Regions from separate parts of the Mus musculus genome. Here region 2 is linked to region 1. A link is a loop called in an ENCODE intact Hi-C map of the cell type or tissue named here. Cell type or tissue: heart. All regions are shown on one strand.

Region 1 (8,000 bases):
ATTCTGGTTTAGACACTATTGTTTTACTCTTGTTCTGTGAACACATCTCTTATTGGGTTTGGAGTATAATATGATTTTATATTGAAAAGTAACACCCTCAATGAGATCCTTTAATACCATTAAAACCCAGGGTTTTGTTGTTGTTGTTTTGTTTTGTTTTGAGACAGGGTTTCTCTGTGTAGCCCTGCTTGTTCTGGAACTCACTCCATAGACCAGGCCGGCCTCAAATTCACAGAGATACACTTGCCTTTGCCCTGAAATAAAGGCCTTAAGTGACTTCTTGACCTGTACTTCATTATCAAGAAATTACGTGGTTTGATCAACACAAAAGCTAGAAGCTACTGGTTGTGTTTCTGATTTCCAAAGCCCAGGGTAATCTTTTATGATTTTATAAGTCAACATTTTGAACCGGAGCCCATTGGAAAACTGAAAGAGCAAGAAGGCAGTTCAGCGGGACATGTCCTCTGAAGCCCCATGCTGATGCTGTGCAGTTCACTTTGCTGATGCTGTGCAGTTCACTTTGCAGATTCGTTAGTTGAGACATGAGTTTTCCTGGCTCCCCTGCTAGTGAAGGTTTCCTTCTGGCTTGCCTTTGTTCTCTGGTGGGGCACACTCTGCTGCTGCAGGCTTACAGGACATATTTAGGAGAAAGAACCTTGATACTTCCTGCGTAGGTCATGACCTCCTTCCTCCCATCTCTATTTCCAGAGTAAAGATATTCTTTACTTGGCTGTCCGGGACACTCAAATGGAAGTTTGCATCTCAGTCACACACAGTGGGGAAGTGGCAAGGCTTAAAAGAAGGAATGGAACAAGCAAGTGCAGAGGTGGGGTCTGTTTGGGCTGGAAACTGGCTGCGTTTGCTATAATAATGATGACAAATAGCTTCAGTCCACCGACAGGGATTTTGGAGTAGGCATAGAGGCTGACAAGGACCCTGTTTGCATGCCAACCTTCACTCAAAGCCCAGCATTACATCACATGCTAACACAATACTCTTGCAAATAGCCAGAGATTTGTTGTAGCTATCTGATTTTTAGTTGATAATTTCTGAACTACAGGGAATCAAAAGTTGCATAATTTAAATATGTATAGATGGCCTTTCCGCAAAACTCATACAAATGCCATTACATTTCATAGTACTAAGGGTTAAAAATAGAGAAATTTTGCTTGATAGATTTTTTTTGGGGGGGAGGGGCAAGGAATATATATTGTGATTCCCCTAATCTCCTTTAAATTCGGTTATTTTGATATACGTGCATTTTAATTTTTAGACTTCCCACTAGCAAAACTCATTTAGAACATACTTAGTCTTTCTAAAATGCTTCCTGCCCACGGAGAAAACCCTATTACTAACCACATGTGAGGTAGGAGACTTGGCAAGATCTTCAAGAAGGGGCTATCAGAAAAGCTCATCACATCTGCCCACATGTTCTAGGAACCAGCACAGCCTGATGTGCACTGTCCTGGGGTGGAAGAGTCACATCCCAGAGCATCAAGGCTTAGGAGCAGTGGGGGAGTAGGGCACAGGGTGGGCGTGGGGCTGATGGGGGTGGGGCCAAGGCGCAGGTGGGCGGGGTGGAGGAGAAGGAGGAAGAGTGCGGGTGCGGAGGGGGTGGGGCGGGAAGGTAGGCTGGGGGCGGGGCGCTCTGGGGGCGTGCCGGCTGCGCAGAGACACGCGCTCTGGGCCGCAGCAACTGGCTCCAAGTTCCCTCCCTCGCTCTCCTGCGGAGCCTGCCTGAGCCCGCCCCTTCGGTGCGGAGGAGCAAACGCGGCCCCGGTCAGCTCAGCCCTCCGTTGCCGCCCGATCCGGGCCGGTTCGGCTAACCCGGTCCATTCCGAGCCGGCGGCGAGGACCCGGCGGCCACTTCATCCCGGCCTGCAGTGCATCGCCGGGCCCAAGCTCCTCCTCGCGGTCTCCCGAGCCTGGTGCCTGGCCTGGCCGCCTTGCAGGGGCCGGAGTGCGGCCAAGGTAAACGGGGGCGCTGGCGGGTGGGGAGTACCTCTCAGGGTCCCGCTCCGGCCGGGCCTGGGCACCGAGGAGCCTGGCCCGCTGTCCGCCCTGCGCTCGGCTGCACGCCCCGGGCCGGGGATGAGGCCCAGGCTCGGAAGGAGCGCTGACTGCTGGGGAGAAGGTGGGCGAGGACGCGGCGGCCCCCAGCCCCACTCCGTGCTGCATCCCCACCCAGGTCATCCCGTGGGCGCGTCACTGTGCTGTCAGTTCCTGCGGGAATGCAGATCCCGGGGCTCTGAAAGTTTGTTTGCCCCCACCGCCTCCTCCCTCCAGTCCTCCCACAGCTCGGTTGTCTGTTTTCTTTGAAAGCATGAGGGTTGGAAATAGAATAAAATTGGTCCTGGCTCACTCGTGCCCCTGTCACTTAGCGGTGCTCAGAACTTGGCGACAATGCTAGGCTGTGAGAAGCTGGTGTCTGTGCTGCCCTCCTTTTGTTATAGCAAGGAGCCTGATGGTGACAAGTCTTTCCGTGGTGGCCAGCAAAGAAGGAAGAGGGGATAACTTTGCCTTATTACTTCCCAAAGTGGGAATAAAACCACCGGACTCCCAGCTTTTTTGACCCTTTAAAGTTGCTATTCAGATTTATTGACAGTCACCACATTCTCTTCCAAGAAAGAACAGGCATTCTTTCTTGCCTAAGATTCAGGTTTCCCCCCACAGCCAAGTTATGTCCTGTGCAAATCTGGCGCACATCTGTGACAACAGTGCATGGCTGGCTTGTGAGGACTGCCGAGTCTATTTTTGCAGAGAGGAATATGATAGCAGAATCAGCATTTTTTTCTGTATGAATAATATGACTTCCATTTTCATTTCCTCTCTTGGTGTGAAAGAGTTATTTAGCTTCCACCATCTAAGTCATGCGAAAGCACCTGTGCTGTTGATGTTATTATTAGCATCGTTTATTATTGTTGTTATTATTATCATCATTATTATTACTGTTGTATTTGTATTCACTTTGTGGTATTGAGACCTGGTCATTCAAATGAAGCATTTATTAAGCAGTTATTTTAAGATAAGGGCAGGCATGTTGATGGTAACGTGCCATTGATTTACCCCATTACATATAATCTGTGACATCTCTTCATTAGTCACTTAAAAATCACGAATTGAACACAGGGACAGCATTACCTTTTGAACCTGAAAATCTGCAAAGGCCTTACCATAGGGCATGGAAGATGGTTCTAGAGAAATGTTAGATTTTTTATTTTTGTTTTTATTTTCAACCTATGTTTTTGCTGTTTGGGGGGGTGGGGGTGGGGTGGGTCCTTTGTTTGTTTTTATCCCAGATCTTTCAAAGCATGATCTATTTTGAGTCAGTGATTTAATTTTAGATCAGAATTGAGGTTGGGTTGTTTGCGGGAGACTGACAAGCTGCTGGCTCTGTGTATCCTCAATGGCTGGGAATGGGGAATTTGGTATTTGTCTGGTCTATGAGTCTGAATTCAATCATGGCCTGGCGAGTTTTGTAATAAGACTTGGTTGTCCATGAAGGGCTTAACCAGAAGGAAAATCTCTGCTGTGAACCTCATCTTCAAATCGCCCTCCTCCTTAGGTTTAGAATACTACTCTCAGTTTCTAGTTGGAAAACTCACCGTCTATGCTTGCCATTAATGAAAGATGAATGCATTTGCTGTGTGATCACCCCCTCATAGCACATCATAACTCTAGCTTTAAAGCCTTGGGTTCGATACCTCTAGACTAAATGGTTGAGAAAACAAATAAAATTACCTACTCGCCCTTTTCAGTAACAAAAAGATGACACTTGCAGCTTAGATATTTTATATTTTAGTCACTCAGCTATCAGTTTACCCTCTGTCCCGACTATTGGATTTTAAGTGGAAATCTTTTTCCTTAAGTGTTTAGCTACAGACAGGCTTTGTATGAGGTGAGCTGCTGTAGGTATAGCCCATCAACAGTAGGTGGTGCTGTGGGGAACTCTGGCAGCTCAGCCAGGGCATAGGTATGCTTAAGGAACATCCAGCATTAATCTGCACTAGTGCTGGCCAGGTGTGAAAACAACCGGAGGGACAGACAGCAGCCTGCACAAGTGTTAAGAATGACATGGTTTCTTAAGTTTTCTCTTTGCATTTTTAACGTTTGGCAAGCATTTACCTGGAGAATCTTTTTTTTAGAGTCCAATAATGTTCTAGATGCTAAGTGTATAATGCTTATAAAAATTATTAGCTGCACTTCTCACTTTTATTGTTCTTCATTAGAGTTAGGTGGACTTTGGACTAACCTAGGCTAAGCCAAGAGCCTCTGCAGCTAACGTGGACTTTTTCTTTTTCTAGCATGGACTTGCAGTTCAGAGCAACAAAGGGCGTGGGACCTACTCCCCTCTTGAATTTATTTGGGAAGGCCCTGCTCCCCTCTGCTTTTTTTGGTCACCTCTTATCATTTTTCTGGCTCCTGGCAGGTTACAATGAGAATTGATATTCAAGGTGAAGATGCTGAATTTATTCTATGCTGGCTGCGTACCCCGGCTAGGAAGTAAATTAGTCCACTCAGTTAAAGGTTTTCTGGCTCCCAGTCGCTTACCTGTGAAGGCCAGTCCTGTGAGCAGCATATCTCTAGGCTTCCTCTTACTCCTCTAACAAACAATAGTTTTGTTATCTGCTTTCTGTGGGTGAATTTAGTGACTTGACTGAGGCATAGCTAATAAATAGCAAGATGTAAGTACCAGAGGCTGGCTTTTCTACTGCCCAGAGAGGAAAAGCTTTGCAGCCTCGTAGCTGCTGGAGCTGACTGATCGCTTCTTCAGGGGTTTGGTATCAGAAAAATCTCATCACTCAGTGATCGGATTTGGATTTTCTGGGTAGTGCTTGATCATCAGTCCAAAAGTAGGAGAAATCGAGTTTTTTTTTCCTTTTCCTGAATAGTCTTTTAATGTGTGGCAAAGATTACTTGTTTCGAGTGTTGAGAAGGATGGCAGCTGAATGTCTTTGAATTAGATAAAAGGCTGATAGAGACGGTTTAGACCTTGAGGCTGTGAATCATGTTGGGTCTGTTTGGGGTTTTTGCTCCTGACAGCCCAGCTCTACACTTGGCCTTGTGACATACTCTCTGTCCACCGATGAGCTTGCTTACTGTGATCCCTTTCATGTGGGAGGCAGGACTGTGAGCGCGCATGTGTGTGTGTGTGTGTGTGTGTGTTTTGTTCCACAGTTGAGGCAGAGCCTCAACTTAATCTTTCAAAAACAAAGATGGGCTGTGTTTCTCAGTTGACTCCCCTACAAATACGAGTAGGAAGGCAAACAAGTAGGGCTTGAGAAACCCTGAAAAGAGCCGGTGACTCAGGCACACTGCTGTCCCCAAAACCTGATGGAACTGTGATTCTGGGCAATGAGAATTCTCAAACCTGTTGATGACCATGAAAGTACTGCGTGATGGCTGCGGAGTGTCTCTTCTCCTTGTCCACAGCAGTGATGGCAGCAATAAGATGAGAATCAACCTTTCTACTCCACAGTCCTTTCTTATCTTATTTGTAGACAGCTTGGGTGGGTTTCTTAATGATTATTTTGCAAAGTGATATTAATAAACATGCACCACGCATTCCTTATTTTGACACCTTTGGTTTCTCCATGTGTATGATGGGGGACTGGGTAGAATTTTAATCTTTTTCATGTGATAAAGTTGTCACAATAGGAGAGACTACATAAGGACCTGGTGTTTATGAACCTTAACCGCCCCTCCCTTCCCTCTGCCCCTAGAGTGCTCTCAAGAACATGTGCGCATGTGTGTGTGTGCGCGCACGCGCGCTCGTGAGAGCACAAACACACACACACACACACACACACACACACTTACTCGCACACTTTTAAAGCTTAGTAGCCAAACAAATTGCTTTTTTTCTAGCGTTAACAGTAAAAAAGAAAGTGTGTGTGTGTGTGTGTGTGTGTACATGAGTGCGTGCATTGGACTTTTTTTTTTTTTTCCTGCACTGACTTTAAAATTGCAAATGATTTGGATGCACATCCAAAGGAGAGCCCCCTAGTTCTAGAGGAACTGCCATTTAGCAGACAGGTTCCTGGAAGAATTGTAAGAATCCCAGGGTGTGGTTTGTGCTCCAGGCCAAGGTCAATGTGGTTTCAATTGTCCAGCTCCTGAGAAGACCTTTACAAACACAATCTTAAGCACATGGGATTTTGGGTCTTTGTGTTGTAATGAAAAGCAGGGTTTTTTTCCTTCCTACTGACATTAGAAATTATTTTCACCTTTTAAGATGTCTTCTTAAGGAAGAATCATGGATAATACTTCAAAATGACCATTACTACCAGCAGTGCTTTGGTCCCCCAAACTGGAACTTTGTTAGAAAAAAAAAGGAGTAATTACACAAAAGGATATAGTTAATAATTTGTCCTATTAAGGTTAATATATTAAAAATTATTAGCAGAGGATTCATTATGTGCCAGATTTAAAAAAAAAAAATAAACACTAGCCAGAAAAAGATGTGGTCCCTGTCTGTTCATGGCTTACAGTTACTAGCCAGGAAAAGATGCGGTCTTCGCCTATTCATGGCATATATTAATTGCTCTTCCTTTAACTGTAAGCCTTGTGATTCAGTATCTGACAAAAGCACATTAAAGGAGAAAGGTTTATTTTGGTGTATAGTTCCATGGGCATCACAGAAGCAGGAGGGTGAGGCGTTGCAACATTAGTCAGGAGGCAACAGGAGATGGTTGCTTCTACCCAGTTAGCCTTCTGTGTTTGTGCAGTTCAGAAGGGAAGCCTAGGATACAAACTAGACATCTGAGGTAAGTCTTCCTGCCTCATCTAACTTAATATCAAGAGCATCCTTCACAGTCATGTTCAGAGGCTAACCTCACCTAAATAAGCCCTTATTGGTGTGATTGAAGGCTCGTTGCCTAGGTGATTCCAGACCTGGTCAGGCGGATAATCAAAACTAAGCTCTTTAGAGTGAAGCATGGAGAAGTAGAGAGTTAGTCACGTCAGTGGTTCTCAACCTTCCTAACTCCGACTGTTACTACAGTTCCTCAGGTCGTGGGAACCCCCAGCCATAAAGTCAGTTTTATTCCTACTTCATAACTGTAATTTTGATAGTTATGCAAACTAATGTAAATATATGACATGTGACACCCGCCCCCCCAAAGGCTTTGTAACCCACAGGTTGAGAATTGCCAAATTAAATGAATATGCAAAAACCTAACTTAAAGGAATTTCAAGTGCAATTGAGAATGGGGAAGACTTCCCACCTGTGTGGAAGTGTGGTTTGGAGTCTCAGTGAGAGAGACCTTTAGTAAGGGCTGAAAGTTAGTTAAAACAAAACAAAACAAGATAAAACAAAACAAAAGGAGGCATCCTTTGATGCAAATGCCCTTTGGCAAAGACAAACAGTAGAGACAAAACCAGGTCAGTTGTTGGTCTTGCAGATCACTCTGTGTGTGTGTGTGTGTGTGTGTGTGTGTGTTCCATTCTGTGTATGAGGATTTAGCTTTAATTTGCAGATTTGGAGACTCAGTTGTGGGAAGGGGACAGATAGTGGATCCTTTGAGAAAAGTGGAAACAGGAAGCCATGATCAAGGTATTGGAGTGGGGAGGAGCAGTGTTTGGTAGTCTTGAAGGAAGCAGAGAAGGGCGAGGGGCCTGGTATCTGTAGGATTCTGAATTTTTCATCCTCTTGTAATACACCTCTGACTTTGGGATGGATCATCATTCTCCATGCCACTGGGACAGAACTACAGTGTCACTTGGACTGTGACACAATACCAGCTGTGATGCGGATCCTGATTCCAGGTCATGAGACAGGACAATAGGTGTGCTTTTGGATCAGTGCAGTGGGGATCAATGATGGAGGACTTGTTAACTTGTATCTTACTGCTTGTCCCTGACAAAAGTGAGTTAAGCCCTGGGTTTGGGAGCTTGGGGAGAAAGATTTTTACACCTGGTAGAATCACCTGCCAACTCAGAAACTGCAGCAGAAAACTGCACCAGTTGTGAAGACTCTCTTTAGTGAGCTTCACAAACGT
Region 2 (8,000 bases), 150 kb after region 1:
AAAACACTTGTTTTAAAAATCTGAGGTGGCTTTAGCCATTCCTGTGATGTTGTAATGTGAGTTCTGTAGTTTACACATGAAGCCAGACTTGGGCCTCCTCTCCTCCCTCCTCGCTACTCTAATACAATAGCATCTCTTAGGATCTAACAAGAAATGGAGAATGTGGGCCTTCATGGAAATCTCCTGAATCCCACTTGGCATTCTCATGTATTATTCTTGAGACTAGTACAGCGCCAGTGACCAGGAAGCCTCCATCCAGCCCAGAACTCCATCAAACATCATGGCACTTACACCCACAATAGCTTTGGAGCTTACATCTGCCCTGATATACCCAGCTATTTTGCTGTATAACTCAACCATCGTTCTTTATCCTGGTCTTTTTATCCTTCAGGTATAGAATGGAGCCAGCATGATCTGAGGGGAAGTCTCTCCCTTTGTCAGGTTGTCCGTCAGGTTCTGCCTCCTCAGCCATGCGCCCTGAGTCTGAGAGTAAGCCCTGCTTGGGGTATGGCCAGTGATAAAGGCTGTGCTACTGCATGAGCAAGCCTGGGATTCTGTCCCCACCACCAAAGGGAAAGAAAAACAAAGCAAGACTTTATAGTTGCTTTTATTTATGGAACATTATGAGAGCGAGATCAATTTTTCCTTTCCCTAAAAAAAGCTCAGCTCCCCAGTCCGAGCCCAGCAGTTGGCCTCACTGCTGTGATTAATCCCAGCCACACTAGAGAGCCTGTGCCAGATGTCAGGGTCTTGTGCTCTACAGCATTCCCTGGAGGACTGCATGGTTACTTTGTCTGTGACATTGAGATAACAGCTCCGGGGCACCTCCTGGATCATCTATACCGTACAGTTCAGATTATCTCTCCTGGCTTGTACAGCTGTGCCCTGACAACAGCTCCCCATGTGAAATAGTGGAGCAGATGCCGTGGATTAAGTGAGAGCAACCTACACCACCACATTACGTCCAGCTACTGGACATAGCAGGCATCAAGTATGACTGTTAATATCCTTGACTACCAAACATGTCAGTAGCTTTTCCCTTTCCTTGGAGTCTTCCCACAATGCCTTTTGATTATTTGGGTATTCTCTCATTACTATTTAAAAATTATTACAGAAATGAGAATGGCCCAGAAGGAAGGGAAGACCTTGAAATGGAAAGAAAAAATAGGAGGTGGTTACAAAGTGTCACTGTTTTTAACATTCTTCCATGTTGGCTTTACAATTCCATGATGGCCAATTTCTAGCAGTTTCTAAGAAGCCTAAGGAGCCTTCCCAAGGATGCCAGTCTCAGGAGTGAAGAAAGTAATAGGAAAAGAAGAACAGACATTTTTCTAGAAAAGGCTCCTAGAAGATGCATTGGTATTTCCCAGTCTTGTGAATTCAGAGTACTGATGGGTTTTAGAGTTTCAGAGGTGACCAAAGCCTGCCTTCACAGGTGGTTGGGCATGCAGGCTAGCTGGGCCGTGGTGATAATGTGCTGTGCCTTTGATCATAATAGAGTGAAAGTGGAAGAGAGGAGAGCAGAGAGGAGCATAGGCCAGCGAGGATGTCAGGATGTCGTACCAGTGATGCTGTCTGATCACCACCACACCCCTTACTCAGGAGAAAGTTCCCCTAAGAACAGTCCAAGCAGAAAGCATGGGAAGTTAAGTCAGTCACCAATATTCTACAGCCCATTTTGAAATTTAAAATGACCACCTGCCTTGGGTCCTTGAGCCACAATGTTTCTGAGCAGGAATGGATTATAGGACTTTTATCTAATTCATGCCCATGAAAGGTCGCTCAGCTGCTGCCTTCTGATCCATCTGTGGGTACCTTGGAGGGCTACTCTCTTTAGGCATAGATCTAAGGCCCACTCTTCACTCTTTTCTAACCTTCCAGCATTTTCCCTGACATAGAGGCATTTTGACAGTTGTATAGTTAACCATGGGTAAAGTACTATATAAAAGACTCTTTCTTGTTTCTCACACACCCAAAACAAAAACAAACAAAAAAATCCAGGAAAATAGTTGATTTTAGGTTTACATTAGATTAGAGCCTTTGGATTAAAAGCTCAAAGGCCGAAGGTGAACCACCTGGTTTTTTGATGCACAGAGAGCACATTAAAACATACGATCTACCTAAGGGAAGGTTGTGGGTTCTATACCCTGCTTCTAGAGGGAGCTGCAGGGGGAGGGGGTACTCTGGCTTCTAAGGCAAAGGGGTAAAAGTTAAAAAGGAGGAGGTCACAGAGAAAGTATTTCTAAGGCCACAGTGACACCTTCCTCAGATAGGCTGACTGTGTGCATCTCTCTCTTCCATACCATACCTGTGATCGCTGGGCTTGCCTCCCCGCCCAGGCTTGCTGGTTGCTATGCTGTCTGCTCAGTAGAGCCCAGGATGCTGCTTTCCTCAAGACACCCCTGTTCCCTGCCCAGTGAGATGGACCCTAACCTAAATAGCAGATTAACCAACATACAGGCTCAAAGAATTAGGGCTTCTTCCAGCAGTTTTCTTCAAATTACATTCAAAGAAAGAATCTCACTTAATTTTTGTGGGTGGTGGCAGGGTGTTGTTTTCTGTTTGATTTTTTTTTTTTTTCACCAAATTGAGGCATCAAACTAGAATCGCACAATTAAAGGAAATCACTATGTATTCATCACCTTGGGGTTTCTCAAATATTGCATAGGACACATTTTTATTAAAACAAATCCCTTTGCAGATTACGAAAATTGGCTCCAATAAAGCAGGATAGATTGTATTTAGAGGCGAAGCATTTGAGAAAATTATCAGGAGAGATGCCGGTTATTTCCTCCCTGTGTTCAGTATCTCACATGACAGGAAAAACTTACAGTAATATCACCTTAGATGTTGTTCACCTTTGTAACTCAGCATGCTAGCTAGATGTATCACTCTCTTAATATTCCTTGTTATAAGAGAACACTGGTGAGGTCATTGTCTGGCTGCTTTGGAATGCTAATGGTTGGTAAGTAGGCTCTCCTACTAGCAAAAGGAAAGACGAAGTTTCACACTTGTCAAGAATAAGAAATTATATAGCATTTTATAATTAACTTATCCACTCATATGCTTCCCCTCTGAGTATTTCTATAATAGTTATTTTTAACTAAATGTAAATTTTAATGAGAAAAACTTCACATGCATTCTTGGTTTCTAGAACAATGCTTTGAAACAATACTTCTTGCTAAAAGTCAGAAAACTGAAACTGGTTGTATTTCTTACAAGCTTTTGTGGTTTGGTTTGTTTCTTGCCACCCCTATTTCTCATCACCTTTCCAGTTTTTGAATTGTTAAAGAATTGATTATTATTAAAGAAATGATTGGTTTAGGTTTCACTGACAGATTGGTCAGAAGTGGTAACAAGTTTTACAGCACTGCAAAAGGGACACAACAGCGCACATCACCCACGTTGCTGCAAAAACAGATGGAGGTCTTAGGAAGTCCCTAGCATTTAATGAGCTGCAGAACGGAACAGGGCTTGGCTGAACCCTCAGTTCTCAATTCACGAGTATTTCCTGGGTCTCACTCTATGTGATGCCAGCCAGGCGTGTTTAGGAGGCGGTTCTCACCAATGGGGAGGCAGCTGGAAGAGTTCCGTGGGAAGCCTCTGCTGCTTTCTTTCTGGCAAACGCCCACATCTGGCTGCTGCCGAGGCGGCGCAGGCTCCATGAGAGGTCCCAGTTGCCCTCGGTGCCAAGTTAACAGGGAATTGCCAGTTGCAAGCCTCACTGACCTTAGGGGGTCTCTTGGCAGGCTGGGGTGCCACCGAGGTGGGAGCACTGCGGGGTTCCTCTGTTGCTAGAGCTGTGATGTCACCCGCCCCTCCTAACCCGCGGTTGGTTGTTTTGTGTTTCAGCTCTGCCTGCAGTTGAGCACAAAGACCTGAAGGAGACTCCCACAGCCTTCAGGGAGAAGAAAGGAGGCAGCCAAGCCTATTAAAAGGAACTTGTGGCTTGTGGCCTTTTTGTGTAGGAACGGCCTGGAAGGGGAGAAAAGTGCACCGAAGCCACAGTGGCGGTTAATGAGCTGTGAGATGAGGCGCAGCCGCGGCTGACACTGCTTCCAGGATCCTTCATCTGCCCTTTGTGCTTCGTGTACATGTGTCTGTTCAGGCCGGCCAGAGGCACCCAGAAGAGCATCCACCACGGCTGCCGGGGAAAGACCGCCCACCATGCCCACGGAGACTCTACAGACAGGTAGCATGGTGAAGCCTGTCAGCCCCGCGGGCACCTTCACGTCGGCGGTGCCCCTGCGCATCCTGAACAAAGGACCCGACTACTTCCGCAGGCAGGCTGAGCCCAACCCCAAGAGACTCAGTGCGGTAGAGCGGCTGGAGGCTGACAAGGCCAAATACGTCAAGAGCCAGGAGGTGATCAATGCCAAGCAGGAGCCAGTGAAGCCGGCCGTGTTGGCCAAGCCCCCTGTGTGCCCAGGAACCAAGCGTGCACTGGGCAGCCCCACTCTCAAGGTGTTCGGCAACCATGCCAAGACCGAGAGCGGTGTGCAACGTGAGACCCTCAAGCTTGAGATCCTCAAGAACATCATCAACAGCTCAGAGGGGTCCAGTTCTGGCTCCGGCCACAAGCATAGCTCCCGAAACTGGCCGCCTCACAGGGACACCACTGACCTGCACCGGCATTCCTTCGCAGAGTCGCTGAAGGTGTACCCTACACCTGGCCATGGCAGCCCGCAGGAGAGCAGCTCCCACGTGAGCAGGAGGCTGCTGGAGCAGTCCGCGGAGACCTTCCTGCACGTCTCACACAGCTCCTCAGACATCCGCAAAGTGACCAGTGTGAAGCCCCTTAAAGCCATCCCCTGCAGCAGTTCAGCCCCTCCCCTGCCTCCCAAGCCCAAGGTGGCTGCCATGAAGTCCCCCGAGGCTGACCAGGTGGAACCAGCCTGTGGGGTCAGCCGGAGACCTTCCCTTCAGCGGTCCAAGTCAGACTTGAGTGACAGGTATTTCCGAGTAGATGCAGATGTGGAGAGGTTCTTCAACTACTGCGGACTTGACCCGGAAGAGCTGGAAAACCTTGGCATGGAGAACTTTGCAAGGGCTAATTCTGACATCATATCTCTCAACTTCCGCAGCGCAAGCATGATCAGCTCAGACTGTGAACAGTCTCAGGACAGTAACAGTGACCTTAGAAATGATGACAGTGCCAATGACCGGGTGCCATATGGCATTTCTGCCATTGAAAGAAATGCTAGAATCATCAAGTGGCTATATAGCATCAAACAAGCTAGAGAGTCACAGAAGGTGTCCCACGTGTAAGAGGCACAGTGGTGAAAAGGAGGGGGGGTGGGTCTGTCTGTGCATACACAGTTGTGAAGGTTGTGAGGTCTCCTTGAAGTGTTGTGAGCTTCTCCACCCTTTGTGTTGCTTGTTGTGCAATGTTCTCAAGTTGCATGCCTGTCAACATGGCGACTGGCCTGGCTTCCTTGGTCACACCTCTGCAGAACCTTGCTGAACATCTGCCAAAAGTTTCCGGCCAGAGTCTGATTAGGGCTTTGCTCTTAAGCAAAACTGTTTACAGGAAAAAAAAAAAAAAAGGTTTCGATTTCTTCGATATTTATGTGGTTTTGTGTTTTTATACCCTGCGCTATTGTGTCTTAATTAAAAATTTTATCAACTGGCTTCTAAGTTGAGAGCAGAATCTTTTTGAAACAAAAAGCCACTTTGCCTACATGGGAGACCATAACACTGGGAAAATATATGGGACTTGTCACCAGACACAGAATGACTGACAGATAGGGCCAGGCTAGAGTTTCTTTATGTGAAATCAAGTGGGGGGCCTTGCTCCTTTGCTTCGGGCTTGGTATTCTCTTACCACTTGGTGGAGCCCTGTGGGGCAACAGTGTAGCCCTCACTCCAATTCACTGTACAAGTTGGTATTTCTGTAGTAATGACCCCAGGAAAGACAATCAGATAAAATCTGGGATAAGCAAATGTAGAAGGTTAAATATTGATTGGGAGGAGGGTGGAGAGACTGGTGATGCTGTTCAAAGTGGGATAATTCAGAAATCTCTAGTAGTAACCCAACAGGAAGTACCACTCTACAGCTGGTTAAAGCTGATATGGAATGCTATTTTTAAAACGTTATTTTGTTTTGTGCTTTTGGCCAAGAACTATTAACTCCTGTTGTTTTCCTCCCTTGCTCCCATGGTAGTTGTTCTGTTTGGGGCAGATGGGTTGGATTTCTGCAGGTTTGCACTCTCTGAAGACGTGAAGGGAAGTGAGGATACCATTCATGTCAGTATAGTCTCCATTCCACCTCGTCCCCGTGCCCCCAGCTTCACATTGCAGCAGTGTGATGCTGTTTCTTTGTTTATACTCCTCTCTCAGGCTGAGGGTATTTGTTACAGCTCTAGAAAACTGTAGAAACACTGTAGCTTTCCACCCTGTTGTCTCTTGTTGCCCGGTCCCACAATAACCTGCCCTCCCTCCTCAGGTGATTCCAGGCGCTATGAGCCAGCTGCTAGAATGTTGGCAGTGGAAGCAGAGGACCCCAGTGGTGGTCTGCTGCTGCACTGCTTCATAGCCCACAGGTTTGCAGCAGAGCCATCCTGTTCCTCATCAGCTACTAGGAGCCTTTAAACAGAGTGAATGCTGTAAGACTTTGTACATACTTTAGTTGTTCTGGAATCTAAGAAGAAAGTTATGCTAATAAATAGCTCTGGTGTAGGCTTTACCTGTGCTGATTTCTTTGTCCTTTATTTTCTTCATAAGAATTTCACTGTGGACTGTGGGTCAGAAGCACATTTTTATAGGCATCAAGAAACATTGTTCCATTACATTGATCTCACCTCAGCTCAACAATTATGAGCAGCACTATTCTTAGTTGTAGTTACTTCAGTACATGTTTGCTAAAATAGTTACTGCAAGGTCCCTAAAATATGCCACCTTTTCACTTAGTTAATTTATTTTTATTTTATTTTTGCTTTTCCTTAAACATCGGGACTTTCTTGAAATTTTCAGAATACTCTTTAGTTGAAATGTTGGAATTCTTACTGTGGGGAGCATAACTTTGAAATGGTTAGTCCTGTTTTCATTTGTTCAGGCTCAATGTCAGTACCACTCTGTGAGGTCATGTCTTTACCCACTTACTCATCTTTCAAGGTGGCAAACCCTGGACCACCATGGTCAACAGCCTCTACCACAAAAGGACTTAGACTTTCACAGCTACTTTGTAAGAGAAGTACTGTTCCTTAGGGACTGTGTCCTGCCTTATTACTTGAACATTGAGGAGTCAATGAGTATTGAATCAAGAAATTTGAAAAAAGTTTCTTCTAAGGTTATACTTAATATGCAAATAAAAGAAAGCATTATAAAAATGGGATTTTCAAAAACATTGATGATTGTCAACCTATTTTACTGATATATATTTTATCTTCTGAAAGGCAAATTTGAATCTTTGACTCTTCCTACTGGTTTTCAATTCATTCTGCTTCGCTTGGTGTCCCCTGCAACTAGAACCTTGCTTTCCAGAAGAAACATTTTTTTTAGAACTCTCCTGTGGATGGTAGTGATACATATTCAAATTAATAGAATAAGAAATTTTCTAAGCAACCAACAAAAGGTTTGTTTACTTGCCGCATATATAGAAATGTGACTTTTTAAGACATAGATGCCTTGGCATACTTAGCAATTTTGGGAGCAATTAAAATACTAAAAAATGTTATTTTCCTAAGAAAGCCATCTTTGGGGAGATGAACATTTCCTGGCCAAGTGTATACCATGGCTTGGGCTAGCTTGGTTGTAGATTGTGCTTGCAACCTCCACTATATAGCTAGTATCCTTAAGAGTCAGTCCACTCTCCTAGCCTCATTTATATACTGGACAATGTGAGGCTTTCTGTTCCTGTGAGAGATGAGAGCTTGTTTCTAGAAATGTTTCTATAAAAGATTATCTCAGTTGCTTAATAGGGGCTCATTTTCTAAATGTGAAGTACTCAACAAAGTATACCTTCTTCCAGCTCCTGAGAGTTTCATGTAGGCATACACTCG

The links. Hi-C counts contacts between places; a loop is a spot of excess contacts. Peaks named below come from ENCODE experiments on the same cell type or tissue, not always from the same donor. Only the 100,000 strongest peaks of a DNase experiment are listed, where the experiment ranks them.
Region 2: it touches region 1 in a loop (3-fold over the local background); 14 of 42 quality-filtered maps call a loop at or near these places.

The regions. Positions count from the first base shown.
Region 1 is chr4:5,642,440-5,650,439 of GRCm38, forward strand. Fam110b (family with sequence similarity 110, member B) reads left to right here and starts at 1,651. Exons shown (of 3, transcript NM_173426.3): 1 at 1,651-1,971. In heart, a CTCF peak has its summit at 3,930 (motif pointing right); a DNase peak (open chromatin) is centred at 1,842; H3K4me3 peaks cover 2,061 bases; H3K27ac peaks cover 1,450 bases.
Region 2 is chr4:5,794,417-5,802,416 of GRCm38, forward strand. Fam110b (family with sequence similarity 110, member B) reads left to right here. Exons shown (of 3, transcript NM_173426.3): 3 at 3,853-6,685. The coding sequence starts at 4,168. The coding sequence ends at 5,268. Among named protein-coding and RNA genes, the nearest start is that of Gm24337, 110 kb to the left of the region's middle. RefSeq lists an enhancer at 2,411-5,920. In heart, a CTCF peak has its summit at 3,890; DNase peaks (open chromatin) are centred at 755, 3,585 and 4,355; H3K4me3 peaks cover 1,309 bases; H3K27ac peaks cover 1,486 bases.